Linked DNA regions of Mus musculus: region 1 is linked to region 2. A link is a loop called in an ENCODE intact Hi-C map of the cell type or tissue named here. Cell type or tissue: left cerebral cortex. All regions are shown on one strand. Links, peaks and the distances in the headings refer to the core of each region. The heading gives the core; the rest is flanking DNA.

Region 1 (15,194 bases), core at 2,322-10,321, 440 kb after region 2:
TTGTCTCATGGGAATTTTCAAGCCAGATTGATTGTGAGCTCAGGGTCTGGAGTTGCTATGCAGTGTGGAATGGGAAGACAGCCCTGTTGGATGTGAGAATAAGGAACATGTGACACGGAGGCAATGAGTCACTGTATGGCTACAGGTGCCATATTTACACAGACTGATGGCTTTCTTGATCCTCTGCTTGGGGCTGATGTTTTGCCTGCTCTCTTTTGCAGTTCCACTAAGCAACTGCTCCAGGACTCCCCACCACAACCCCTGTGGAACCCTCTTCACAAAATGGATCACCTTCCTCTCTTTCAGTAGTTGTCTTACCTCAAGGTCTTGGAGCATCTTATATGAAAGGAGTTTAGTCACATATTCTGGGGCATTTCCTCTCTGTTCCCTGAGTCAGTTCTGGCTACTGCCCATATCCTCAGAAGCCCTACCTTGTCAGAAGGGAAAATCGTGAGGTTTTGTGATGCCTGTGGCCCTGCCCAAGCTCTAGCCCAGGGGCAAGGACAACCACAGCTTTCCCAGGACCTGCCATTGCCTCTGAAACTTGTGACACAAGCTTGGAAGGTGTGGCATGGTTCCAAGAAATGGAAATGGTCCCAAGCTCTACATCAAACCAAATGTCTCCTTGTTTCAAGAGAAGGACCTGTAGAATAGCATGTCCTACCACTGAGAGAGGGACACAGACACCACTAACAACTAAACACCAGTCCTTGCCATATGGAATATACTGGAAAAACACCAAAGTTTCTGATATCCAAAAACATCAAGAAGCTATTTGTAAGCCCACTCAGAACTTGTCCAAGGGCACCCAGCACACTACAGGTATCAGGACAGCATCCATCCTTCCTGAGAATTGTCAGATCATCCATAACAATGGGGAGCCACAGAATGAAGACAAGGCACCTCATATGGGAGAACCTGTCACACTCCACCCATCCAGGAAACTGACCCAGTTTCAGGAACATTTCCCAGTAAATAGTGATCATTATTGTAAAAGAAGGTCTCAACTCTCCCAGGCTGCCAAGCCTTCCATCGTCAACTCCAAACCCTACAAATGTAGTAAAATGATGGAGTCTGTTCCCTTGGGTGTACCTGTAAAGAAGGACATAGCAACTTGTGATATACATAACACCATCAAGAAGGGTATTGGTGTAGGAGACAAAGATGTGCCTTCCACTTCAAGCAACAGCCCTGGGAAGGGGCTAAAATCCAGGAACCCTGCACTGAGGACAGACACTCTGTCCTACAAGAACCCTTAGGAGCAACATTCCTTCCTTGACTCAAACACTGAAAGGAAGCTGGAATCAAACAGCACAAAGCTCCCAAAGAAACACAGAAGACCATATCAGGAGAACCTTGAGGCAAGGGATCTGAATCCACCTGGGGTTCCAGCCTCAAAAGTTCCCCAGGTTGGGTTTGCCTCCTCACCCATCTGTGGTTCCAAGGCTGAATACTATTCCAAGGCTGTCATGGTCCTGGAAAATTTACATCACAAGGATCCATGAGGGACAAGGGTGGAAAGTATTTCAAATGCCAGGATTGAGAGTGCTGAGTTTACATTCTCACCTGCAGAGGTTCAGGAGACCCAAAGAACACCTCCACCTGCTGTCAGCCATGGGCCCTCAAAAGCCCAACCAGATCGATCGCAGGGATACCTGAGTATTCGGCAACCTGCTTTTTGCTTCCAGGTAAAACCCCCACAGAGCCGAACTATCCAATGCACAGGAAAAGACAAGATGCAACCCAATACCAGCCCCAAAATGCCAAAGCTTCAACCATGGAAGAGGTTTACACATGTGGACTCAGGAGATAGTGATTGACCCTGAAGAAAGTATCACACCTTCAACAGCCAAATAAAGCAATATAGTGGAGGAAAAAGAACAGCTGTCTCCTGCATTGAGAGTGAGTCAGGGATCCAGTGACATTCACAATGACCAAGCCATCACTATGGATCCCAGGAACTTTGGATCTTTACAGGCCAACCAAATTCCAGGCCATCTCCAAACACCTACCACACACAACTCACAGGACTCAGGTCTAAAACCACAAGCATACCGTAAGGTTGACTTAATATCAAAGGAGCAGCCAGAAGCCTGGCTTGTGAAACATGATCCAGATGGACCCAATACAGTACATCCTGCCAAGGTCAGCTTGCTTTCGCAGTACTCATGGCCCAGAATACATGCCAAAACATGCAAGCTTTCCAGGGCTTAGATGAAGACCCATGAAAGGGTGGAAACTAAAGAGATCAGTGTCCTGAAGGATAAAATCAAATTGTTGGATCCCAAGTGGCTTCATCACTATGAAGAGAGGCAGAGTATTGTAAGATCTACAGGCATACGTCAGGGAGAAAGCCTTAGGGGAGTGAGGCCTTCCATCCCAAGCTCCACCCAGCTCAATGATACAACCTGGATACCAGGAAAAGTAGAGATTATTTCTAAATGCTCTTGGAAGTACATCAGAAGGAATCCATTACAATATGAAAACTTCAGCAGAAAATATAACAGGCAGGGAGATTCTTTACACAATGATCACACCCCAGCATCTACTGTCCAAATGCAGGAGGTTGTAACAAGATACAAGGACATCTACAATATGGTAGCTGAAATACAATCCCTCGTGAGTATTCTTGTCCAGATCCAGGAAAACACTGAAAGGGACCAACCAAAGGTACAAATGTGTACAGTGGAATCACTGACATCCCAGCTAGGTGGCTCATCCTATCCTTCTGGGGGTCTGTATTACACAGATCATAGCAGAGTACCAAGCAGAAAGAGCTGTGGCCATGTCACAATCCCTGAGATGCATAACTGTCCCTTCACATACAGAGGAATTGAAGACAAACTGCAGTCATGGATTGAAGACCTGAGAGCCTATGATCAACATCGGAACCAAGTAAATAGGGGGATGGGCTTTGACCAGTTCCACATGCCCAACGACTTTGATCTTCCATGTACGTACAGCAGAACTGGAGACAAACAGGAGACAGGTATTGCAGACTAGAGAGCCTGTGACCTATTTCTCAAGAACATGTCAATGCCAGGGACAGAAAAGTCCACAGTTGCTTGTAAAGGCAGAAAGGCTGTGTAGATGATGGGGTCCTTTTGCTCTGAAAGGCCCTCTAAGATGGGCCAAGAGGTGAAACTAAAAGATGGAAGGAAGAGACTAGAGGGCAATGGATGGAAGAGAAGAGCTACCTGAAATTGAAGCATCACCCACACACTGAGGCCTGGCAAGTGCCATTCCAGAAATCCCTTTTCTAGTGACTCAAGCAAGAAACATTTCTAGAACAACTTGAAAGTCAATCATGGCAGGAAGTTGGAGCGAGACTGGCAGGGTGACCTCTTTGAGTGCTGATCATGGTCTGCTGTCGACCATGCTTGCCCAAAGCCCAGTTTCCTCAGTCCATAAAGCCAACATCCTAGAAGGGTTGAACATCCCATGAGAATGCCCACCCCCAGGAGCCTAACTTCCTTGACCTGAGGTCTCACCTAAGTCAGAAAGTAAGACACCTGGCATCTTGTGAGGCTCAGGTGGGGCCCAAACCTGAAGGTTCTGGAGCCAGGGGATGTCATGCTAAGGGACACTCCAGCCTCATACCTTCCCTGATCTGCCTTTCAAATTCTACCATCTGTGTCTCTTGCTAACGTTCCCATTTACCTGGAAAAACTTCATCAAAAGTTTCAAGTCAGCTGCCATGGTACAGAATCCTCTCTCTTCCTGGTTATCTGCAGGGTTTCAGGGGCCTCAAAGCAGGACCCTATCTGCTTCTGCCTGGGCCATACAACTGCACAGGAGCACTGCCTGCCTTGTCAGGACCAAGCTTGCTTTCTCCTGGTTAGAACCTGCCAGAGCAAGGCTATCCTGGGAGCCCAGAGATTCAGCATGTAGTCAAGCCGGAGCCTTGCAAAGATGATGGGTGACACACAACAGGTGGGTAGGTGGGTGGCCTCAGAAGACACTGAAGAAGTGAGACTATCATGAAGACTGAAATAGGATTCCAGTATCAATGATGAAAGCACCATGACTGTGGAGTCACTGGAGGTGCATCAGTGATGTCACTGCTGAGGGCTAATTGAGCCTCCCTGACAGCCTGATGTCACTGCCTGAATTATCAATGAATCTGGCAAAGTCAGGCTTGAGATCTGTAAAAACCTTTCCTCTACTCTAGAATGCAGGCATGTGGGCCTGAAATCACAATAGCGGGAGGTATACACTTAACAAAACAGTTTCCAGAATGGTCCCCTGGTCCTCTGCCACCTCACCGAGCCACACTCCCCACCTCAGCCAGCCTGTTCTCTCTCTCTCTCTCTCTCTCTCTCTCTCTCTCTCTCTCTCTCTCTCTCTCTCTCTCTCTCTCTCTTCCAGAGCATCTAGAAGCAACATGGAGACTTTGGTGACTCTCTGCTCTCTGAATGAGCTTGAAGTACACCAGAGAGCAGAAGGAGCATTTTGCCAAAGAGAAGGTTTCAGAAGGAGCCCCAGCAGGATACTTCTACAACCAGGAGAGAGGTGGCCACAGAAGGACCACAGCAGAACAGCAAGTAAAAGGTTTGCAGGGATGAGGGCCTCCCAAGCTGGTGAGCTGAGCCCATGCTCAGCTCAGGAAACTAGGTGGGTACTGTTGGGAGCATGCCCTCCCTATGCCCATCAGAGAAGTGACATTCTCCCCCAGAAAGGCATTTTAAGAGAAGGATTGAAAATGTTCTGCAGTATGTGAATAACATTGTCTAGGAAATGGATTACTTTTAGGTTAGTGCATTGTCCCTGTAGCTACTTTCCAGAGCTGGATCTAAGTCCAAAGGAATCTTTTTCTATACATGGGACAGAAGGATGCTCATGACATCATTAGAGACAGCCTACTGCAAAAGATAGGCTCAGACACAAAGAGGCCCATCATAATGAAGATACCACGATGAGTTATGCCCAGCCCCCTGGGGGCAGCTACTCCTATCAACAGTGGGGGTCATTTTGGCAAAGAACAAAGCAGAGTGATGAGAGACATAAGCCATGGCCATCAATCATATCAGCTCCAGAGGCCACAGACATCCAGTGAAAAACAAGGTGATCACAAACAGGGACAGCAATCAGCCTGAACCTCTGGCTAGGTTTTACATTTGTGCAGGTGTAGGTATGGGTACACAGAGGCATAAGAAGGCCCAGCATCTCACACATCACAAGGAGGGCTCAGGAATGCTGGGGCTGTGCTATCTCCTGCGCCCTGGGCTTCCTTGAGAGAAATGAAATCCCCAGGACAGAAGCCAGTTCTCCATGATGTAGTCTGTGGGAGCTGAGCCTGGTAGCCCCTCAGCTCTCCTGGGTGACAAAGTAGTGTTGTCCTCCTCAGTTGTGATTTGAATAAAAATGGCTCCAATAGGCCCATAGGGAGAGGAGAGATGACCTTGTTGGAGTAGGTGTGGCCTTGGTAGAGGAAATGTGTCACTGTGGAGGTGGGCTTTGATGTCTCATAGGCTCATGCCAAGCCTAGTGACTCAGTCTTCCTTCCTGCTGCATGCAGACCCAGATGTAGAACTCTCAGGTACCATTCCAGCACCATGTCTGCCTGCATGGTGCTAGGCTTCTTGCCAGGATAATGGACTAAACCTCATGACTGTAAGCTTTTCCATGATGTCCCTAACTAAAACAGTAGTCATTGTTTGCCCCCTCAAGATCCCTTGGATATGCCACACTGAACTTGCATCACTACAATGTTTGGTGACTATGGATGGCATTTGAGGGATGTGTCACTCTGACCAGGGCTCTCTTGCTTTCCATCTTCTCAAGCCTATGTGTGCAGTCGTGGGGTCCATGGGCAAGAAGCCTCTGCCCTCACAGGACATAGCACTAACTCTAGTGATGGGATCTTTGGCTCTGAGCATCCTCTCTCTAACACCATCCCAGTGACCCTTGCTCTTGGCCTAAACCACAAGCCTGGAAAAACCTAAGCTCCATCACAGACTTTTGAAAGCAAGCAGAACCTTCAATCAAGAAATACTATTTCCTAAGAGCTTTTTTAACTCCAGAAAGCATGAATTGCTGATTGATGTGGAAGCCAGACCTAAGAATTCTCAATGTGACTCATAGCTGGCTGACGTTTATACATACACAAAGCACTAACACTACACTCAGAGCAGAGGAGGGTACCTAATGTTATCAAGAGCATGACCTGGGATCATACAGTAAGTCCTTCTGGGTTTCCAGCACTTGCCATTCCATGAGACCAGCCGAAGACCAGGCTATCCTACAGGACTGGCTCACACAAAGGAAGGGGCTTGTTCAAAGTGCAGGAATTACCTGGGCACTGAGCAGGCCAGGAAGGGTCCTGGCTAGGCAGCACTCATCTTGAGGAAAGCTTCAAGTCCTAGGGTCTGTCCACTTGGTCATGAAGATGCATCAAAACAGAGGAGCAGCCTGTTTTGCTGCTCTAAAGCCTTCCAGATATTCCCACTATGAGAACACAGGTCACCTTTCCCCTAATTTAGGTGCAAATGCGTGCATATCTGTCTGTCTGATTACATGTGTGTCACAGACTTGCAACACCTGTGGAGGCTACTGATATGAAACCCTGCTCCATTTCCTGGGCTGGTGTAGTTCCTTCTTCCTCCAGACAGGTCCCTGGGATAAAGAGGAAGAGAAAGAAGTTGGAGGCCTGCACCTTTTCTGTAGCCCACAGGGGGCAGTATAGGGCCTGAGTTCCCAGGGGCTCCTCCCACTTCTCCCTCTTTCAAACATTCTTCCAGCACTCCCCTTGCAATTGCCTTCCCTTTCGGGTCTCCAAAGCCCTGCTCTAAGATTTCCTTATCTCCTCCCTTGCCACACTCTGTAGGACTCTCTGGCTGGGCTACAGTTGGCAAAAATCACCTTGAGCAGAACAGTGTCCCCAGATGCTATGGTTTCAATATTGCCAGGCATGTCAGCTCCACAGTCAAGTCCGAGCCGCCCCCAGCACCTCTGAATTCCCCCCAAAAGCCATGGGGGACACAGGTTCTCTGTTGGTTCCTGGGTAGGGATCCTTACAGGAAGGCTTCCAGCAGATACATTAACAAGGTCCAGATCTGTTCTACTCCAGATTCACTGCACACCCAGCAGTTAAACAGCGGAAGAGCAGCGAATCTTTCCGATACAGTCTGATTGGCTGCAGGCATCATGTGCAGCATGCACCATGTGATCAACTGGCAGCCTGTAATTGAATCCATTCCTGTGATTGGCTGGAATTTCTTTGCTGTGATTGGCTGACATTCGATTGCTTAGTTACAAGATTAACCTACCCTTGGTTCATATAGGAAATGAGGTCACAGGTCTCTGTATGGTGGCCACATTGGACAAACCTCATTGGTTTTTGTCCAAACTAGAGTTCAACAGTCCCATTTCTTTCGTCCTTCCAGGTCACTCAAGTATGGGCCTTGATGGGCCGTGCCACTGTCTGCCAGGATTGAAAGGAATCTTAAGGATTCCTTACAAAGTTCACATTTCACAGTGCCAGGTTAGCCCCGCACTCTTAGGAATTCCTTCTTCGGCATTCTGACTATAAAGGCACGATTTGGTGGGAAAGAAGAGCAGCTCTTTGTTCAATAATTAAGGCGAGTCCTAAGAGATACAGGCAGACAATATTGCTGACATCCATTCTTCCTCAGAACCCTCTCTGAGGCACAGGGAGCAAAGCTGCACAGCTTGACAGTCAGGCCTCAGAGGCGGCTCAGCAGCTTGTGAGCCCCACTGCTCACAGGCTGCAGATGGACTCCGGAGTGCAGGGTGACTGACTGAGAGGTGCCCATTCCTGCAGGCCACCTGGCAACAGGCATCTTAGTGATCCACAGGCCAATCCATTGCCTGCTTTGATTAATTTAACCATGATGATTTGGGTCAATGGTCTTTCTCCTCCCATCTGTGGGATTAACACTACCCTGACACTCTCTAAATTCAAACTCTGAAAGAGGAGAATCAAAAAGAATTGTTTGATGTTGTTTTGAGACAAGGACTTGCTATTAGCACAGGCTAGACTAAAACTTTCTGCAATCCTGACTTAGTCTCCCTAAAGCTTGGAAACACAGGCATGAACCTCTACACCCAAGAGAACATCAAGAGAAGGCAAATCTCAACTCAAAATGATGAGCGTATCCTCCTGCCATCAGGAATTTGAGAGGCCAGAAGGCAGCGGGCTGATATAGTCAAAGTGGTAAAATCTGAGAACATTCCTGTCGGTTGTGTTCACTGTATGTATGTGTGTGTCCCCAAAAGACAATTATGCTGTTGGTATTCTATATATGGTGTTTCTGATAAATGTATACTTTGTATCGCTGTTTTAGATAGAGAAAAAAATAATCAGCCAATCAGTTTATTCCAATGAGGATTTAACGCATGCTCTGTGGAGATGTCATTTCTTTGGCGTTCCTCCCAAATGGGAATTTATTATGCCACACTTCAGAAAAACAAAACATGAAACCCTTCCTGCTTGGGAACATGATTCCAGAGTTAAGAATTTGGTTAGTGCTGTCTAGCTTGAATTTTGTATATATGTATACATAAACATATACATATGCATACATATACACGTTTCTCTCTCTCTCTCTTTCTCTCTCTCTCTCTGTCTCAGTCTCTCTCTCTCTCTCTCTGTGTGTGTGTGTGTGTGTGTGTGTGTAAATAGCTATGTATACCACTGTTCCATATTTCATGTGGTCCATAGAAGAAGTATATTTTCATTTTTTTATGTATATATGAGACTAAGCTGCGGTCTGAATAATTTTCTCTAGTGGTTTAAGCAGTTGACCTGTTGCAGTTGGAGATGAATAAACAGACAGTGCTGCAGAGGCTGCCTAGAGATTTACAGGTTAAACCCAGCTTTTAAAGGTCGATGCCAATGTGTTTTAGTCGTGGGGCAAGCAGCTAGGCAAATGACTCCTGGGACCACCAGGCCTGAAGTTACCTGTCAGCTGAGATCTGGGAATCTGGAGAACTAGATCCTGCAGGAGTGCAGCTTCAGTTGTACATTGCTCCTCTGCCTCCAGTAGGAGGCATAGTCCCTGGGAGGCAGACTCTTCACAGAGCCACTGCCCTGGCTAGTGATCCCCACCCCTTCACAGGATCCCAGAGCTTAAGAACTGGGCAAGTGGGTGGAGCTTTCTTATTTAGGGAGGGGCTCAGAGCAGAGGGCAGGACTGTGAAGGTGGTTCTGTAGGGGCATGGACAGACTGTGAAGTTGGATCCTCAGGTGAAAGGGTTCTAGGTCTTCAAGCAGTTGATCTCCTGTGCAAAAGTTGGTTGTTGAGTCCGATGGTCACAGACGTTGGAGTGGCAGTTTCTTCTTGCTCCCCGCTTAGTTGCTGCTGCTGACAGAGAAGCTCAGCAATGCTCAGACTCTGCTGCCCCAGGGCCATTGTCCAGGCTGCAGGAACCTGCGTGGGCGGCCCTTGAGTGGGGTATTTAAGGGCCTAGGACGGTCAGGGAAGCTGCACCAGGCCAGGCTGATGGAAGAGGAAGAAGAGTGAGGTAGAGTGATTTGACTTTTTAAACTGCAGCTTACTTGCCATTGTGTTTATACAACAACTGTCGCCTCCCTCCTGGCCCCAAACAGGGTTTCTCTGTATAATTCTGTCTTGGAATAGCCTATAGATCAGCCTATAGATCTACCCAGGTACACTAAAGACTTTTTTATTTTCAGTTATTTATCCCAAATACTGCCCCCATCATCCCTCACAGAGTTCCTCCCCTATCCCCTCCCTTTAGCCTTTGAGGCAGCAGCACTCTCCCCCATGTCCCAGTATCCCCTCAGCCCTGTAGTCTCTGCAGGATTAGGCCCACCCTCTCCAACTGAGACCACTGCTTTTTCCATTCATTCTCCTGGCCCTCTGGGCCTCTCTCCTGCTCTCTCCAAGACGTTTATCGGGAAGGGATATTTGTTTGTCAGATGCTTTTTAGACATCTAGTGAGATAATCATGTTTTTTTTTCCTTTCAGTTTGTTTATTTAGTGGATTACAATGTATTGAAGGATTTTCATATATTTAACCTGTATCCTTGGGACGAAGCCTACTTGATCATGGTGGATGCTTTCTTTGATGTTTTCTTGGATTCAGTTTGCAAGTATTTTCTTGAATAAGTTTTCATCAATGGTCATTGGGGAAATGTGTCTGAAATTTTTTTTGTTGAGTCTTTACGTGCTTTAGGTATTGGGGTGACTGTGGCCTCATAGAAGGCATTTGGCAGTGTTCCTTCTGTTTATATTTTGTGGAATAATTTGAGAAATATTGGCATTATCTCTTATTTGAAAGTCTGGTAGAATTCTGTGCTAGAACCATGTGAGCCAGTTTTTGTTTTGGTTGTGAGATTTTAATGACTGATTCTATTACATTAGGGGTCATAGGACACTTTAAATAGTTTATTTGATTGTGATTTAACTTCGCCCAGTAATATCCATCTAGAATATCATTCATTCATTTAGACTTTTCAATTTTGTGGAGTACAGGCTTTTGAAGTGAGACATAATAATTCTTTGGATTTCCTCAGTATCTGTTGTTATGTCTCCCTTCCTTTTCATTTCTACGTTTTTGTTTGTTTGTTTGTTTGTTTTTTTAATTTGGATGCTGTCTCTCTGTCTTTTAACTAGTTTGGCTAAGGGTTTCTCTATTGTGTTGACTTTTTCAAAGAACCAGTTCTTGGTTTCACTGAATCTTTACATTGTTCTCTTTGATTCTCATTTATTGATTTCAGCCCTGAGGTTGAGCATTTCCTGTCTTCTACTCTTCCTACATATGTTTGCTTCTTCTTTTTTATTCTTGGAACCTTCAGATGTACTTTAAATTTGTTAGCACAAGAAATCTCAAATTTCTTTATGAGAGCATTACATGCTATGAACTTTCCTCTTAGCACAGCTTTCATAATGTCCAATAACTTTGAATATGTTGTGCTCTCATTTTATTTAAATTCCAGAATGTCTTTAATTTCTTAATTTCTTCCCTGTCCCAGTGATCATTGAGTAGGGACTTGTTCAGTTTCCATGAAGGCTTCCTGTTGTTTCTCTTGTTGTTGAAGTCAGCTTAAATCCAGAGTGATCTGATAAGATGCATGGGGTTATTTCAATCTTATCATGTGTTGTGGCTTGCTTTGTAGCCAATTAAATGGTCAGTTTTGGAGATGGTTCTGTGAGGTGCTGAGAAGAAGGCATAATACTTGTGGTTTGGTGAAATGTTCTATAGATATCTCTTAGGTCCATTTGAATCATAACCTCTGTTAGCTTTGTTATCTCTCTGTTTAATTTCTGTCTTTATGATCTGTCCATTGGTAAGAAAGGGAGTTTTAAGGTCTCCTACTACTAATGTGTGGGGTTTGATGTGTGATTTAGCTTTAGTAAAGTTTGTTTTTTGAATGTGACTACCCTTGCATTGGGGCATAGATGTTCAGAACTGAGATGTCTCCTTGGGGGATTTTTTTCCTTTGATAAGTATGAAGTGTCCTTCTTTGTCTCTTTTGATTACTTTTGGTTGGAAGTCTATTTTTTTTAGATATTAGAGTAGTTATTCCAGATTGTTTCTTGTGTCCATTTGCTTGTAAAACCTTTTCCCAGACCTTTATACTGAGATAATAACTATCTTTGTTGCTGAGATGTGTTTCTTAGACACAGCAGAATGATGGATTCTGTTTATGCATTAATTCTCTTAGTATGTATCCTTTTACTGGGAAATTGAGTCCAATGATGCTGAGAGATATTAATGACTAATATTAATTACTTCCTGTTATTTTGATGTTGGTGGTGGTTGTGTGTGTGTGTGTGTGTGTGTGTGTGTGTGTGTGTGTGTGTGTTCTATTGGTTTTAATGGTGGGAAATTATTTATTTCTTGTGTTTTCTTGAGCATGTTTAGCCTCCTTCGGTTGGAGTTTTCCTTCTAGTATTCTCTGTAGGGCTGGGTTAGAGGAAAAGTATTGTTTGAATTTAGTTTTCTTGTGGAATATCTTGGTTTCTCCATCTATGGTGATTGAAAGTTCTCTTGGCTATAATATTCTGGGCTAATATCTGTAGTCTCTTACAGGCTGCAAGCCCTCTTACCAGGCCCTTCTAGGTCTTAGAGTCTCATATGAGAAATCATATGTAATTTATGATATATCTGCCTTTATATGGTAGCTGGGCTTTTCCCTTGTAGCTTTTAACATTCTTTCTTTATTCTGCATATTTAGTGTTTTGATTAGTATGTGATGGCAGGATTTGCATTTCGAGTCCAATCTATTTGATGTTCTGTAAGCTTCTTGTACATTTATAGGAATAACTTTCTTTAAGTTAGGGAAATTTCCTTGTATGATTTTTTTGAAGATATTTTCTGGGCCTTTAGACTGGGTATCTTCTTCTACTCCTTTTTTTTTTTTTTTATAAAACTTTCTAACTTGCATAATTCCACAGTCACTGATTTTTTTTTCTTTTTTAATATTTTTATTAGGTATTTTCCTCATTTACATTTCCAATGCTATCCCAAAAGTCCCCCATACCCTTCCCCCCACTCCCCTACCCACCCACTCCCACTTTTTGGCCCTGGCGTTCCCCTGTACTGAGGCATATAAAGTTTGTATGACCAATGGTCCTCTCTTTCCACTGATGGTCGACTAGGCCATCTTTTGATACATATGCAGCTAGAGACAAGAGCTCCAGGGGTACCGGTTAGTTCATATTGTTGTTCTACCTATAGGGTTGCAGATCCCTTTAGCTCCTTGGGGACTTTCTCTAGCTCCTCCATTGGGGGCCCTGTAATCCATCCAATAGCTGACTGTGAGCATCCACTTCTGTGTTTGCTAGGCCCTGGCATAGTCTCACAAGAGACAGCTATATCAGGGTCATTTCAGCAAAATCTTGCTAGTGTATGCAATGGTGTCAGCGTTTGGAGGCTGATTATGGGATGGATCCCTGAATATGGCAGTCTCTAGATGGTACATCCTTTTGTCTCTGCTCCAAACTTTGTCTCTGTAACCACTTCTACTCCTAATATTCTTAGGTTTGGTCTTTTCAAGTGTCCCAGATATCCTGGAAGTCTTGTGTCATATCCTTTTTAGATTTTGCATTTTATTTGACCAGTATATTGATTTCTTCTATTGTATAGTCTATTGCTGAGATTCTCTCTTCTAATTCCTCTATTGTTTTGGTGATGCTTGCATCTGTAGTTCCAGTTCTCTTTCCTAGGTTTTCCATCTCCAAGATTGCCATAGTATGTGTTTTCTTCATTGCTTCTATTTCCCTTTTCAGCACTTGGATAGTTTTAGTCATATCATTCACCTGTTTAATTGTATTTTCCTGTATTTCATTATATTTATTTGCTTCCACATTTAATGCCTTTACCTCTTTGAATGTATTTTCCTTTATTTCCTTAAGGAATTTATTCATTTCCTCTTTAAAGGCCTCTATCATCCTTATAAGATCGTCTTCTTGTGCTTCAGTTTCATTAGGATATCCAGGGTTTGTTGTAGCAGGATAGCTGGGCTCTGATAGTACCATATTACCCTAGTTCTTGTTGATTGTATTCTTATGTTGTCCTTTATGTATCTGATTTTCCCTGATTTGAGTTGGATGATCCTGATGTCAGCAAGACTTCTTGGGAAGTAGGGTGAGCTGTGAGCCAGATAATAGAGATTAGGGTTGGCTGTGCCTCAGACAGATACCATTCTGCAGGCTATATCCAGGGTAGACCATACTCTGCCAATAATGTCCTAGTCAGACCCAGCTGTGGTGGTGGGCAGATCCAACCAGCATGGGTGGTCAGTAGAATTCCAAGCTGGTTCATTTGGGGGCTCTGAAGGCTTCCATGGAGGTGAAAGGTACACTCTTATGGTCCTGCAAAGGTCCTCCAGACTGGGGAGCTAGGACCACTAAAATTTTTTAAGAAGTTTTCTGTTAGATTAGATTACTTGCTAGGTCAGTGTTTTCCAACCTGTGGTAAAAACCCATCAGAAATCACTTATTTCTGATGGTCTTTGGAGCCAACACACCACTCAGTATCAAAATTACAGTTATGAAGCAGCAAGGAAAGTAATTTTGTTTTGTGGTCACAACAACATGAGGAACTGTATTAAAGGGTTGCAGCATTTCAAGGTTAAGAATCAATGCTCTAGACATACCCATAGTGTAGGCTGCCACAGACCAGCCTGGTATGGGGGTCCTTGTTTCTCGAGGCTGGTTGGGTAAGGATTCAGTGCTGACAAACAGAAACAAACTCACAGGCAGTTTGGATTTGAGTGTATTTTTCAGCTCTCAAACAAGGGCTTTTATGCATAAAGATACAAGTATTACAACCCTGAGCAGATGTGTCAAATACAATGGCGGGTATTGTAATAATCATTAGGTACTGTAAAATACAAAATCATCTAAGTATTACAACTTCTAAAAAGTATATTCAATGAAGCAATCAGGTAGAAAGGATATTATTATAATCATTTGGCACAGAGAGATACAAAAATCATCCAAGACTAGTGGCAAATTTCCAAGAATTAATGAATTTTCATGATCAATAACTGTTTAATATCTAGTTCCTGTCTTTCTGTAAATCTTCAAAGCATAAATTTAAACTGTTTTTATTCTTTTTATTTAAGGCTTTCTTGAACAATATGCCAAAATATACTTCCAATGACACACATGCAGCCATATAAAATTTTATTGTTGGGAAAATTTATATTTAACAATACTATCTTAAACATGATTCAGAAAGTGAAGCACTGGTTTTCCTGGTGATGAGGTCATGGTTATTAGTGACTCCATCTCAAGGATGGTTTCATACCCATTATTCTTTCTTAAGATCTTAGCCTAGGCTATCAGGAACATCTCATAAATAGGAAAAGGAATAAAAAAGATAAAACAGATGAGTTGCCAAGGAACTACGGCTCAATAATTTTTCTCCAGGCAAGAGTTCCACAGACCAGTCCAGGATGCCTCCTTCCTTTGAAGTCTATCACTTCAGTCTGTGAAACTTGTCACAGAGATCCTACTGGGGTTGGTGTGGCAATACGCAAAATATATAAAATGTGAGAATTACTATTATGCTGGGAGTTAGTAGGGAATGTGCATATTATTAAATTACAGGTAGTTGGTGGAAAATAAGTGTTTATGTTGCTTAGTATTTGTACAGAACACAGAATCATATAGTAGTTATTTCCAACAGGGGAATTCTAGTTTTCAATTGGAATAAGTACACAACATTTATTTTTGAAAAAGTTTTTAATAGTTCTT
Region 2 (15,194 bases), core at 3,058-11,057:
GTATGTTTATGTATACATATATACAAAATTCAAGCTAGACAGCACTAACCAAATTATTAACTCTGGAATCATGTTCCCAAGCAGGAAGGGAACATGTTTTGTTTTTCTGAAGTGTGGCATAATAAATTCCCATTTGGGAGGAATGCCAAAGAAATGACATCTCCACAGAGCATGCGTTAAATCCTCATTGGAATAAACTGATTGGCTGATTATTTTTTTTCTCTATCTAAAACAGCGATACAAAGTATACATTTACCTGAAACACCATAAATAGAATACCAACAGCATAATTGTCTTTTGGGGACACACACATATATCCAGTTAACACGACTGACAGGAATGTTCTCAAATTTTACCACTTTGACTATATCAGCCCGCTGCCTTCTGGCCTCCCAAATTCCTGATGGCAGGAGGATACGCTCATCATTTTGAGTTGAGATTTGCCTACTCTTGATGTTGTCTTGGGTGTAGAGGTTCATGTCTGTGTTTCCAAGCTTTAGGGAGACTAAGTCAGGATTGCAGAAAGTTTTAGTCTAGCCTGTGCTAATAGCAAGTCCTTGTCTCAAAACATCATCAAACAATTCTTTTTGATTCTCCTCTTTCAAAGTTTGATTTTAGAGAGTGTCAGGGTAGTGTTAATCCCACAAATGGGAAGGGAAAGACCATTGACTCAAATCATCATGGTTAAATTAATCAAAGCAGGCAATGGATTGGCCTGCGGATCACTAAGATGCCTGTTGCCAGGTGGCCTGCAGGAATGGGCATCTCTCAGTCAGTCACCCTGCACTCCGGAGTCCATCTGCAGCCTGTGAGCAGTGGGGCTCACAAGCTGCTGAGCTGCCTCTGAGGCCTGACTGTCAAGCTGTGCAGCTTTGCTCCCTGAGCCTCAGAGAGGGTTCTGAGGAAGAATGAATGTCAGCAATATTGTCTGCCTGTATCTCTTAGGACTCTCCTTAATTATTGAACAAAGAGTTGCTCTTCTTTCCCACCAAATCGTGTCTTTATAGTCAGAATGCCGAAGAAGGTATCCCTAAGAGTGCGGGGCTAACCTGGCACTGTGAACAGTGAACTTTGTAAGGAATCCTTAATATTCCTTTCAAACCTGGCAGACAGTGGCAGGGCCCATCAACGCCTATACTTGAGTGACCTGGAAGGACGAAAGAAATGGGACTGTTGAACTCTAGTTTGGACAAAAACCAATGAGGTTTGTCCAATGTGGCCACCATACAGAGACCTGTGACCTCATTTGCCATATGAACCAAGGGTAGGTTAATCCTGAAACTAAGCAATCGAGTGTCAGCCATTCACAGCAAAGAAATTCCAGCCAATCACAGAAATGGAGCCAATCACAGGCTGTCAGAGGATCACATGGAGCCCCGTGGCCCTGATGCCTACAGCCAATCAGGATATATCTGAAAGGTTTGCAGTTCTTCAGCTGTTTAACTGCCGGGTGTGCAGTGAATCTGGAGTAGAACAGATCTGGACCTTGTTAATGTAACTCCCGGAAGCTTTCCTGTAAGGATCCCTACCCAGGAACCAACAGAGAACCTGTGTCTCCCATGGCTTTTGGGGGGAATTCATAGGTGCTTGGGGTGCTGGGACTTGACTGGGGGAGCTGACATGCCTGGCAATATTGAAACCATAGCATCCGGGGCCAATAACCTGCTCGAGATGACTTTACCAACCTGAGAGCCTAGCCTGAGAGTCCTGCAGAGTCTGGCTTGGGAGGAGACAAGGAAGTCTTAGAGCAGGGCTGTGGAGACCAGAACGGGGAGGCAATTTCTAGGGGGAGTGCTGAAGGAATGTTTGGAAGGGGGAGGGGAAGTGGGAGGAGCCCCTGGGAACTCAGGCCCTATACTGCCCCCCGGTGGGCTACAGAACAGGTACAGGCCTCCAACTTCACTTCCTCTTCATCCCAGGGACCTGTCTGGAGGAAGAAGGAACTACACCAACACAGGAAATGAAGCAGGATTTCATATCAGTAGCCTCCACAAGTGTTGCAAGTCTGTGACGCACATGTAATCAGACAGACAGATATGCACGCATTTGCACCTAAATTAGGGGAAAGGTGACCTGTGTTCTCATAGTGGGAATCTCTGGAAGGCTTTAGAGCAGGAAAACAGGCTGCTCTTCTGTTTTGATGCATCTGTATGCCCAAGTGGACAGACCCTAGGACTTGAAGCTTGCCTCGAGTTGAGTGCTGCTTAGCCAGGGCCCTTCCTGACCTGCTCAGTGCCCAGGTAATTCCTGCACTTTGAACAAGCCCCTTCCTTTGTGTGAGCCAGTCCTGTAGGATAGCCATTGCCTGGCCTCCGGCTGGTCTCATGGGACAGCAAGTGCTGGAAATCCAGAAGGACTTGCTGTATGATCCCAGGTCATGCTCTCGATAGCATTAGGTACCCTCCTCTGCCCTGAGTGTAGTGTTAGTGCTTTGTGTATGTATAAACGTCACCAGGGTACAGAGTTCTTAGGTCTGGCTTTCCCGTCAATCAGGAATTCATGCTTTCTGGAGTTAAAAGGGCTCTTAGGAAATAGTATTTCCTGACTAAAGGCTCTGCTTGCTTTCAGAAGTGTGTGATGGAGCTGAGGTTTCTCCAGGCTTGTGGTTTAGGCCAAGAGCAAGGGTCACTGGGATGGTGTTAGAGAGAGAAATCTCAGAGCCAATGGTCCCATCACTAGAGTTAGTGCTATGTCCTGTGAGGGCAGAGGCTGCTTGCCCATGGACACCACGACTACACACATAGGCTTGTGAAGATGGAAAGCAGGAGAGCCCTTGTCAGAGTGATGCATCCCTCAAATGCCATTCATAGTGACCACACATTGCAGGGATACAGGTTCAGTGTGGCATCTCCAAGGGGTCTTGGGGCAGGGAGGCAAACAATGACTGCTATTTTAGTTAGAGACACCATGGCAAAGCTTATAAAAGAAAACATTTAATTGGAGCCAGCTTATAGTTGAGAGGGTTCGTCCATTATCCTGGCAAGAAGCATAGCAGCATTCAGGCAGACATGGTGCTGGAATGGTACCTAAGAGTTCTACATCTGGGTCCGCAGGCAGCAGGAAGTAAGACTGAGTCACTAGGCCTGGCTTGAGCCTATGAGACATCAAAGCCTACCTCCACAGTGACACATTTCCTCTACCAAGGCCACACCTACTCCAAACAAGGACATCCCTCCTCTCCTTATGAGCCTATGGGAGCCATTTTTATTCAAACCAAAACTGAGGAGGAAAACACTACTTTGTCACCCGGGCAAGCTGAGGGGCTGCCAGGCTCAGCTCCCACAGGCTTCATCATGGAGAACTGGCTTCTGTCCTGGGGATTTCATTTCTCTCCAGGAAGCCTAGGGCACAGGAGACTAGCACAACCCCAACATTCCTGAGCCCTCCTTGTGATGTGTGAGATGCTGGGCCTTCTTATGCCTCTGTATACCCATACCTACATCTGCACAAATGTAGAACCTAGCCAGAGGGTCAGGCTGAGCAAGTCCCTGAGGTGGGGTCCCTGGAGGGATGGTGTTTCTCCTCATATGTGAAGACGTTTTCTCTGGTACTGGGATGGCGAGTCTCACAGTGCAGCTAGGGAATATGGGTGAGTGTGAGTGTCAGTGTTATTGTTACTTCTCTATGTGCCCTTTCCTTCTTGAAGCTTTTTCAAGGATGACCAAATGCTTGCCCTGCCTTGTGCCCAGCTCAGTGCAGAGAGAAGTCACTACACTGAGAGAAGGAAGCAGTCCCTGCCCTGAGAAGAAGCAGCCATTAGTACACAGATGGTATGCTTACATAAGAAGTAAAGCTTTCCTTTGTGAGGATATATTTTTATTGAAAAATATTTTTTCTGCTAACATACATGAGAAGCATTGGGTTGATCAGATGTGCCACCTTACTGATTGATGCCTGATGGACATGGTAAAGTTGACCCAGAATCCTGTCTCCTATGGACTTTGTGGGGAGAGTCTCCTGGACACAGACTTTCTGGGCAGCAAGGTCTGATTGCTGTCCCTGTTTGTGATCACCTTGTTTTTCACTGGATGTCTGTGGCCTCTGGGGCTGATATGATTGATGGCCATGGCTTATGTCTCTCATCACTCTGCTTTGTTCTAGGTCATAGCGACCCCCACTCTTGATAGGAGTAGCTGCCCTCAGAGGGCTGGGCATTCCTCAGCATGGCATCTTCATTATGATGGGCCTCTTTGTGTCAGAGGCTCTTTTGCACTAGGCTGTCTCTAATGATGTCATGAACATCCTACTCTCCCAGGTATGGGAAGAGATTCCTTTGGACTTAGATCCAGCTCTGGACAGTAGCTGCAGGGACATTACAATAATCTAAAAGTAATCCATTTCCTAGTCAATGTCATTCACATACTTCAGAACATTTCCAATCCTTCCCTTAAAATGCCTTTCTGGGGGAGACTGTCACTTCTCTGATGGGCGTAGGGAGGGCGTGCTCCCAAAAGTACCCACCTAGTTTCCTGAGCTGAGCCCATGCTGTTTCCTTGCTGTTCTGCTCTGGGCCTTTGGTGGCCACCTCTCTCCTGGTTGTAGAAGTATCCTGCTGGGGCTCCTTCTGAAACCTTCTCTTTGGCAAAATGCTCCTTCTGCTCTCTGCTGTACCTCAAGCTCATTCAGAGAGCAGAGAGTCACCAAAGTCTCCATGATGCTTCTAGATGCTCTGGAAGATGCTCAGAGGGAGAGAGAGACAGAGAACAGGCTGGCTGAGGTGGGGAGTGTGGCTCGGTGAGGTGGCAGAAGACAAGGGGACCATTCTGGAGACTGTTTTGTTAAGTGTACACCTCTCACTATTGTGCTTTCAGGCCCACATGCCTGCATTCTAGAGTAGAGGAAAGGTTTTTACAGGTCTCAAGCCTGACTTTGCCAGATTCATTGATAATTCAGGCAGTGACATCAGGCTGTCAGGGAGGCTCAATTAGCCCTCAGCAGTGACATCACTGATGCACCTCCAGTGACTCCACAGTCATGGTGCTTTCATCATTGATACTGGAATCCTATTTCAGTCTTCATGATAGTCTCACGTCTTCAGTGTCTTCTGAGGCCACCCACCTACCCACCTGTTGTGTGTCACCCGTCATCTTTGCAAGGCTCCGGCTTGACTACATGCTGAATCTCTGGGCTCCCAGGACAGCCTTCCTCTGGCAGGTTCTAAACAGGAGAGAGCAAGCATGGTCCTGACAAGGCAGGCAGTGCTCCTGTGCAGTTGTATGGCCCAGGCAGAAGCAGATAGGGTCCTGCTTTGAGGCCCCTGAAACCCTGCAGATAACCAGGAAGAGAGAGGATTCTGTACCATGGCAGCTGACTTGAACCTTTTGATGAAGTTTTTCCAGGAACATAGGAACATTAGCAAGAGACACAGATGGTAGAATTTGGAAAGGCAGGCCAGGGAAGCGATGAGGCTGGAGTGTCCCTCAGTGTGAGATCCCATGACTCCAGAACCTGCAGGTTTGGGCCCAACCTGAGCCTCACAAGATGCCAGGTGTCTTACTTTCTGACTTAGATGAGACCTCAGGTCAAGGAATAGGCTCCTGGGTGTGGGCATTCTCATGGGATGTTCAACCATTCTAGGATGCTGGTTTTATGGGCTGAGGAAGCTGGGCTTTGGGCAAGCATGGTTGACAGCAGACCATCAGCAGCACTCAAAGAGGTCACCCTGCGTATTTTGCTCCGACTTCCTGCCATGATTGACTTGCAAGTTGTTCTAGAAATGTTTCTTGCTTGAGTCATTAAAGGGATTTCTGGATTGGCACTTGCCAGGCCTCAGTGTGTGGGTGATGCTTCAATTTCAGGTAGCTCTTCTCTTCCACTCATTTTCCTCTAGTCTCTTCCTTCTGTCTTTCAGGTTCACATCTTGGCCTGTCTTAGACAGCCTTTTAGAGCTAAAGGACCCCATCATCTGCACAGCCTTGCTGCCTTCACAAGCAACTGTGGAGTTTTCTGTCCCTGGCATTGACATGTCCTTGAGAATTTACCCTCCCCACATCAGACTTGCCCCATGAGAAGTGGGAGCCTTGGTGCTGTTCATGTCCTGTGTCTGCTCCTGGCTGTGTTGCTCCTTCACTTGTGATGATGGAATCTGCATGAATGACAGAGACTGACAAGGAGATCTGGGTGGCCTGGTTGCCCAGGGAAAGGTTAAGAGTGGGGTCACTAATTATATCTTGATACTCCTGGAGGAGAAATTTTACCTTTGCTCATTTCAGTCACTCCAGGAAGGACAGTTCATTTAATTGGCACCTTCTGCTGAGATAGAAGGCTGTTATTACAGTCTAGTCAAAGATTTAGAAGGATCTGTTTTTTGCTGAGTGGATAGGAATTTGGCCTGGGTCTTGACCTTAAGCACAGGTCCTAAGTTGGGGCTAGGTCTCATTGCAAGGTAGTACTAGGCCTGGGAGGAGAATGGAGGTCACGGAGCCTGATATCAAGGTGGGAAAGAATGAGAGATTGTGGAATGAAGCAGCTTAGGGTGGGCAGAGGAAGAGTTTTCAGAGACCAGGCAGGAGCCAGCAGAGACTCACTGAGCAGGGAGCACATGCCATAGCAGTACCTGCTGCATCTCTGCTCCAACTTACCCTCCAAGCTCTTGGGGGAGATGGCTGCTGAGAAGTGGGGAGTCGCTCTTCCATTTTATGCTGCAGGAGAGGCAAGAGTGAACTCATCGTGGTTCAGTTATGAGCTCTTGTGGTGGCTTCAGGAGGCAGCCTGGGTTGGATGAGGTCAAGAGGCCTGGTAGGCAGAGTAGGGTCACCCCTATTGCCCATGGGCCCACAACTGCCCTGACCTCAGATATCCTTCCTATTTCATGCTCCATAGACACTTGAATTCTGCTTTTACTTTTCCTACAAGGTAAGGCCCAGGCCTTGGGGTCACTTTAGAGGTACTGGTAAGCATTATGCAGATGTGTGGCAAGTTCCTTATAGGTTCTGAGTCTGTTCTACTACCAGCTATCTCTACAGGCTGGACTCAGAGATTAGACAGAGGATGGGACCACTGACTGACAAGTGGAGCCCAGGAAAGCAAAACCCCAGCACCGGTGTCCCTGGACTCAGGCTAGTGACAATGACTGCAAAGAAAGTTTCATTTGGCCCTATCATTTATAGAGTGCTTCTTCTACCAATTTCTGTGTTTCCAAAGCTACTGCATGAGTGAGAAAGAAGGAATCCTTTCGAAGAAGACTAGGTCTAAGGGAAGTGAAGCAGTTTGTCCACAGACGGGCCCGGAGATCCTCCTCCAAATCTGGATAGCACAGTTCCCCTCCCCATATGCTCCCCTCTATGAGCATTATATGTGGATAGCTTCGTTGTTCGTGTAGAGCCTACAATGTACCCCCAGTTTTGATTGCTTCACTGTCAGGGTTCTGCAACTCACATCCTCAGTCACATAGCTCTCCTCACTCAGGACCCGGGCCAGCAAAGTCTCCTTTGTAGAGGAAGAGCAGAGCCTAACTTTCTTAGTACATTTTTCTTCATACTTTTCTCTCTCCCTGATAGACACAAAGGGGTGTGGCTCCATTCCCTCCCTTGTACCTGAAGGAGCTCTTGCTCCCAGTTTTCCTGGTCAGTTCGGCTTTCTATGTTGCCAGGATGATCTACGTGTCTTTCTTTTCTTTTTGCTTCTTAGTTATGTGGATAAATAGTCCCACAAGTTTCAGAAGCTCACTCCTTGTCCAGTGAGTTCCAGTTTCAGCTAGGTGCCTCTGCTTCACCACACATTCTGAAGCTTTGTGTAGACAACATGGGCCCACTCCCTTCCTTGTCCCTATTGCCAGTTCCCAGGCGTGATGCTCTGTTTTCTGAAAATTTCTCAACTGTCCCCTGATTTTGAAAGTGAAAATGTCAGTAGATGGGAAGAAGAACCTTGTTTTCCCCGATTATCCTGAATATTTCTAAGAATTTTCCTTTTTCTAGGTAATAGTGAAGCTTCATCTATTCTAAAGTTTAGCACGGTCTCCACTGCTCCATTAGGTGGCGCTAAGGCTCACCCACCCATGGAGAACAGTCTGGCATTGTGCAGTGTCTGTGATAGGTGCCTGTGTCACTCAATGTCCTCCATAGAGTCCTGTTTGATGGGCCACTCAGCCTCAGGCTGAGAGAGCAGACCTTGCTCTGTATTAGTGACATGTGGATTCACAACACCAAGGCCTCACCAGCAGCTTATTGACCCTCTTGTGGCTGCTGTTGGGCTCATTTAATCTATTCAAATGCCTCACCATCTCTGGTGGCTTCCCAGCATCTGTGACCTCAGAGGCTTGAGGGAAGGCAGCACATACCTGGCATATTTGACAAACAGAAGACTCTAGCAAACAACCCAAGTGTCTTGAACACTCCTGCATTACAGTCTGCCTCTCAATCAAGCAGGCCTAACACAGGAAATTGGCAATGCAAGGGTGAATTTTGACTATATGACTTCCTGTATCTCCAAAACATGGCTGCAGGATTGTTTTACTAACACCTGGGCAGAGTAGTCAGGCCTACGTGTGTGGAAGAGAATATATTGTTCTCTAATGAGGGATATATAGTCTATCTGAGTAACCACACTGGCAATTTTTGTGGTCATCTCACTGACCCTAGCTATTGTGTTGATTCATAACTAACCCACCTGCTTGAAAGATGGAGATGGCTTTACTGGTGCACAGGAAGGTGTAGCCCTGACCCAGGCAGCAGACATGGTGCTGTGGAAATGTAGAAAGTTCTTTTGAAAGTGCTAAAATGGAGTAAAGCAGAAATAACTGGGTAGGATTGTCCTTAAAATACCATGACTCTTTGGTGGTCACAACCCAGTGACAGGTATATTCCTACCTCTTGCCCTATCATGTGACTACATGAGCAGCAGTACATGAGTATGGGACTGTTAGACATTCTCCTTTGTGAAGCAACTCTAAGCTGAGTAGACACAGTCACTGGCTGCAGCAAGCTTTCCTTAGTGAGGGAGGTACTCAATGTCTACCTTCTAAAGCTGTGAGCAATTCATGTGATGCACAGCTAACTAACCAGGTTATCAATGACCAGGGCACTCATTTCCCAGAACATGGCTCATAGTCCTGGGAACACTATGAGGCACAGAACTCATCTGCTGTATAACCCCCAGGCAGTAAGGTTGGTACCCATCTTGGACAGTTGGACTGAAACCCTTGGAGAAATATAAGTGTTGAACTGCCCCACATGACTGTCTTTTATGCAGATCAGAGGGCTCTGGTAGTTTCCCCAAAGACTGACCCTGTCCAAGGTGCACCCAGATTACCTGCTGCCAGAGCTGATGGGTAAGCAGAACTGCTGTAGTATACAGAGCACCTCATGTCCCAGGCTTCCCATGTTTTCATATGCTATGTCACCCAGCATTTAGGTTCAAGGCTATTCTTGTTCACTGGCCGTATTTTATTATTTTCATAAATTTTATTTGTGTTGCCACTGTTCTTGTGTCCTAGGTATGATCTTTTCTTGAATTTACTTTTGTTTTGCTCTTGAGTGTGTCTGGAGGAATTCTGTCTGAGAATTGTATCCTAGACTTTCATAAGTCATCACTGTTACTTTGTTTTCACTGGTGAATTTTACTTTTCCATATTAGAACATGGCAGTGAGTGATGGGGGTCACCACCCAGTGGGTAGACTTGCTTCTAGGGGTGAGGCTCACTGGGGATACATGAATAAACGTTTTGCAGCCTGTGTGATTTTCATCAGTAAACTGTAGCTGGGGAGGTAATAGTGTGGATTCAGTGCCTACAGTAATGTTTAAATTAATTTCTAGTATTCTAGGAGCCAAATACTTAGTTTTGATCTTAAGAGACTTGTCCATGTCTCCAAGCCAACAATTAGAATCCAGGCATAGCTCTATTCCTAGTCACGGCATCCTCCATGTCCCAGGGCCTGACTCTACAGGCATTATTCACCTACTGTGTGATACATTTTGTCAATAATTTTGTTCCTCTATGCTGTGGGCATTGAGCTATTTTCTGTTAAGCAGTCCCAGGCTCAGAATTATTGCCACTGATATTTTGCAGATCTTTATTTGGGTTGTCTGACTTCCCCAGGTTTGTGTTACACATTTGCCATCTGCTCAGGGATGGAAAGGAAGCTCAAGGCTTGGCAGTAAAGGTTACCATGGAAGCAGAGCCATCAGGAAACTACATTAGGGCTGCACAGGGATGAGTGTCAGTGCCTCAGGGATACTGCAATGCAAACAGCAGAGGTGGAAGCAGTGGTGGGTGCTGTAACTCACCAGCACATCCAGGTCTCTGCCCACACAAAGGCTTTCCACATGAAGTGAGTGCTGCTTTGATCTTTTGTGGTGACTAGTTAAAAGAGGTGGTGCCAGTTTTTACTATTATTTTCAAACTCAATGAGAGAAGAAATATACATATGTTCTACCAGGAACATCTACCATATTTTTTAAAAATGACATTCATTTTTAGATGGACAGTTTCATCTTTCCCCTATAAATTCTTTAAATACCACGGAGCAAAAAAGTATTCTGGAGTGGCATGTGGCATTTGTGAACATACAACTTTAGTCACTGAGTGACTGACTCAAGCAAAATTAAACATGCTGGCAGTGACTCGAGTCATGTGTGTCAAGGACATTACAATGCATGCTTCGTTTTTGTTTAGTATTTACATTTAAATATCATCTGTTTGAAAACTGTTTATGTAACTTTAGCACTGTTGGGAGACGATAAAATGTAGCATTGACCTTAACTTCCTCTTTGAGAAAAGTAATCATATTGCTGTAATCATATTCTCATTTTGAGGGAAGTCATCACGTTTTTTCAGTATAAATTATTGGTTCCTAGACAGAGAAACAGTTTTGCTTTGTTTTTTCAGTTCTGGAGCATGAACACAGAGTTTTTAGCATGACAGGCCAAACACTCAACACCTGAGGTATGTGTCTAGCTCTAAAAGTTGTAGATAAAGTTCAAAGTATGTGTTTCACGAACTCTAAAGAGGAGATAGGGTTCCTACTACACATTGCCACACCCTTTCATTATCTCTCCCTTGAGTGTGGTATGGACCAATGATGATTGAAATGAATCTCAACAAACAAGCAACTAAGTTGACAAATGAACAGACTTTAAGAAAGCACTGGCTGCTGATGTCCTCAATGTCCAGACAGCTTTCTTGAGCTCAGTGCAGGATATAAGACTCCCTTTTCTTAGCTGGGCTTCTTCTCTGCCTCATCTGGGGAGCCTGACCCATATATCCTCTACTTAGGAACTGTCACATGGCCTTGGTGAGGTTACAGGTTCAGCTTCTTTTCTCCCGATAAGAACCTGTTCATAAAATCCTAGAATTCCTCTCCTTTCAAAGTAGGCATTCTTTGGTACCAGCTCTAGTCAGTAATACGTACCCATCTAGGAAATCGCTATCCTCTTTCCAAAGATTATTTAGTCCTTGATTTACACCAAATAAAGTTGAGCTACCTCTGTGAAGCTAATCCTGAAAGTCTGTCATGTATCCAGGGCCATCCAAATCCTGTTCTTTGACTCTGTCCATTCATGTGGCAGTAGCCTCCAGGGAGAATGGAGAGCCACAGAATGTAGTATATAAGAGAAATCTATAAGAAATCTATTCATACCTACAATGATAGAAAAATATTTAAATTCCTATTCCTCAGGTACTGACAGAGAATGGAATAGTTAAGAAAACTGGACTCCAGAAGAAAGGAAGTAAACTTTATCAGATTAGGTGTCAATAGAATGTCTTCCCAGGAGATTTACCATCTACCCTTCTTTCTAAGGTGCCAGTGACAAACTAAGGCAGGATCCACTCTGAGAGGCAAGGAGCACTTAGGCATTATTTACAGAGCATAGGTTAGGGGTTACCCACAGAGGTGCAAGTGTTCCTCCATGCAAAATTGCATCAGAAATGTTATTACCCAGTGAGGTTGATGTCTTCTCTAAGCCTACATTGATGAAGGCCCCCTCCCCTAGTCTTTCCTGGCGTGTATACTCTAGCTCCTCTGCCAGGCCAAGTGCTATTAGGGCAGAGTTGCACACATGACTTGGTTGTGCTGAGGACTCTGTTTCTAGTTTGCAGATGGTCCTCTTGTTCACCTGCCTGATAGAAGGAAACAAAGAGAAAGGTCTCACACACACACACACAGAGAGAGAGAGAGAGAGAGAGAGAGAGAGAGAGAGAGAGAGAGAGGGAGAAGGAGAGGGAGAGGGAGGGAGAGGGAGAGGGAGGGAGAGGGAGAGAGAGAGGGAGGGAGAGAGAGAGAGAGGGAGAGAGAGAGAGAGAGACATCACACACACATTCACTGCACATAGATGATTGAGCACATAGAAGTTCTTCTCTGGTCTATGTATAAGCATATTACTGTATTAGGAGGTTCCATGCTAGTCACCTAATTGTGTCTCAAGGCTCATATCACAGGAGGGAATGGAGTATCAGTGTGAAGTGGAGTAGAGCAGGGATAGACCATGTCATTCCTAACAGCAGAATCTATAAGAAAATGAACAGAGTAAAGCTCTGAGAAGTGAGCAAAGTAGCCGGTTAGCTGTTCAATATGCAGCAAGAAAATGTTTTTTTTCCATATAACAAAAAGAATCTTACATTATTTGACCATGGTGTGCGAGCACAGCTGGTCTTATTTTCCCAAACATTGTTTGTTTTGTTTTATTTGTAAGTTTTCCATACAATATATTTTGTTCATATTCTTTCCCTTCCTTCAACTTTTCCCAAAATTCTTCCTTGCTACTCACCCAAATTCATATTTTTATTTTAAGGAAAACAAAAGAAGTAAAGACACAAAGATCATACTGATTCAGTGGACATAATTTTAAAACATGACTAGCATTTAGAAAAATATATAATATAAGCAGGGAAGCCTTGATGGTAAAATTTACAAAATCATGAAATGATATATTTAATAGTTCTAAACTTACAGTAGTAGCATCACCTTCACAGTTTAAAATAATCTATTATAATAGTACTGGTTATTGTAATCAATACATATTCTAACTTAATGAAAATGAGAATTCAGTATAGAATTTTAAGATTCAATATAATCACTATAAAATTTAAGGTTTTTTTCTCCTTGGAATTGGACAGCTATACAATATGTAGGGGAAAAATGAAATTATTTTGAGAAATGACCTATTTAACGTCCTCCCAAACAATATCAGGACCTATGGACTGGAGAGGTGGCTCAGTAATTAATAGCACTGGCTGCCTTGGAGAGGACCAGGGTTCAGTTTCAAGCACTCACATGGTGGCACACAACCATGGGTAACTCAACTTTCAGGGGAAAAGTTCTTGGTATAGAATAATTTCCTGCCAAGATATACAGCTAATAAAGGACTCACACCCAGAATGTGTTCCTATGAATCAATGAAGAGAAAGGTTGTTAAGAGTAGGAGAATGGCACACCTGTATGCATTAAAATGGAAATGTGACCAGGCACCAAACATCATAAAAGTCCCTAACCCCATCGGCTAACACTAAAGTGACTAAAGCAAGTGAAATTGGGAAAAGAAGATTCAAAGGGTCACAAAATAAACCCACCCACATGCCAGAGGGAACCTGTGTACACCTGAGCTGGAGCCCTAGAAGCACACAAGCTAATAATAGCACCATGCAGGGAGGAAGCAGGCTCCAGGGAAGTCACAGCAATTAAACGGGGAAATGTGGACAACTGTCAACTTTGAAAAGAACAGAGAAATCTGGGTATATTAAAATAATGTGAAAGTATTTAATATAAATGATTCATATGTGCCTCTACTGAGCAAGGATGCATCATGCTATGCTATAATATAAAATGGAAGCTGTCGGACAGAGAGGAGACAGTTTGATTGAGTCAGACTGCTGAGTTGAGCAGAACAAGCTCAGTGTATCAAGAGTCTACTTAATGTGAGGAGGAGATTCCTAAACCAAGGTGGCATCCCTTGCAGTAGGCAGGAGTGATGATAGAGAGGCACATGGGCGTTGAGGGGCTGACAGCATCCTTCATTTTACCTTGTTTGTGCACTTGTTTATAGTAGTGAATTGACATTACATATATATTTTGCTATATTTTCTTTTATTTATTCATTTTTTAAATTTTTATTTTTATTGGATATTTTCTTTATTTACATTTAAAATGTTTTCCCCTTTCCAGGTCTCCCCTTCAGAAATTTCCTATCCCATTCCGCTTTTCCTGCCTCTATGAGGATGCTCCCCTACCCACCTACCCACTCCCGTCTTTCCCTTCCCGGCATTTACCTACACTGGGGTATCAAACACACTCAGGCCAAGGGCGTCTCCTTACACTGATGTCCAACAAGGCTATCCTCTGCCACATATGTGGCCAGAGCCATGGTTCACTCCATGTGTATTCTTTGGTTGGTGGTACAGACCCCTGGAATTCCAGGGTGTATTTTGCTAGTTGACATTATTGCTCCCTCCATGGGGCTGCAAATCCCCTCAGCTCCTTCAGTCCCTTCTCCATCTCTGCCATCCAGGACCCAGTGTTCAGTCCAAGGGTTGGCTGTGAGCATCTCCCTTTGTATTTGTCAGGCTCTGGCACAGCCTTCTCAGGAGACAGCTATATCAGGGTCCTGTAAGCAAGCACTTCCTGGCATCCACAATAGTGTATTGGTTTGGTGGCTGTATATGGGATGGATCTCCAGCTAGGGCAGTCTCTGAGTGGTCATCTATTCAGGCTCTGCTCAACACTTTGAATCCATATTTCTTAATGTGAATATTTGTTCACCCTTCTAAGAAGCACTGAAGCATCCACATTATGCCCTCCCATCTTCTCGGTCTATATTTTCTTTTATCCTACACTAAAAACAAATATATGAAGAAAATGCAAAGAGGAAGTTGAGATGAGATCTGGTGAAGCAGTGGGGGATGGAAAATGGATTGTTTCCTTTGGGGCTAGAAGAGGGATGTGGAATTGAAAGATAATTATGGAAGGAAAGAAGGGAGGTTGAACTTGGGCAGACGATGGATGCAGATACGGTCTGTGGTCTCATCAGAGTCAGAAAGAATATACATTGAGAATGTAGGTCTCCAAATATCCACAAAGAAACCGTCCACCAGAAAACAATATATAAGCTGACAGACATTGTCTACACCAGAGTGGCACAGGTGCAGCATCCTTTGAGCTGCATGTCCACATGTCAGCAAGGTGATGGCACGGGCAGGATGGATCCAGGTCTCCAGTGAGGGCACTGAGTGGACTCAATGGGATGTCTCTGGTTCTTTGCAG

What was found. Hi-C counts contacts between places; a loop is a spot of excess contacts. Peaks named below come from ENCODE experiments on the same cell type or tissue, not always from the same donor. Only the 100,000 strongest peaks of a DNase experiment are listed, where the experiment ranks them.
Region 1: it touches region 2 in a loop (5-fold over the local background); 7 of 42 quality-filtered maps call a loop at or near these places.

Annotation. Positions count from the first base shown.
Region 1 is chr13:50,758,164-50,773,357 of GRCm38, forward strand. 4930518P08Rik (RIKEN cDNA 4930518P08 gene) reads right to left here and starts at 7,085. Exons shown (of 4, transcript NR_045364.1): 1 at 6,862-7,085; 2 at 6,295-6,615. In left cerebral cortex, for the core only: no CTCF peak of the experiment used is centred there; no DNase peak of the experiment used is centred there.
Region 2 is chr13:50,320,833-50,336,026 of GRCm38, forward strand. It overlaps the pseudogene Gm46385. Among named protein-coding and RNA genes, the nearest start is that of Gm31126, 61 kb to the left of the region's middle. In left cerebral cortex, for the core only: a CTCF peak has its summit at 7,985 (motif pointing right); a DNase peak (open chromatin) is centred at 10,138.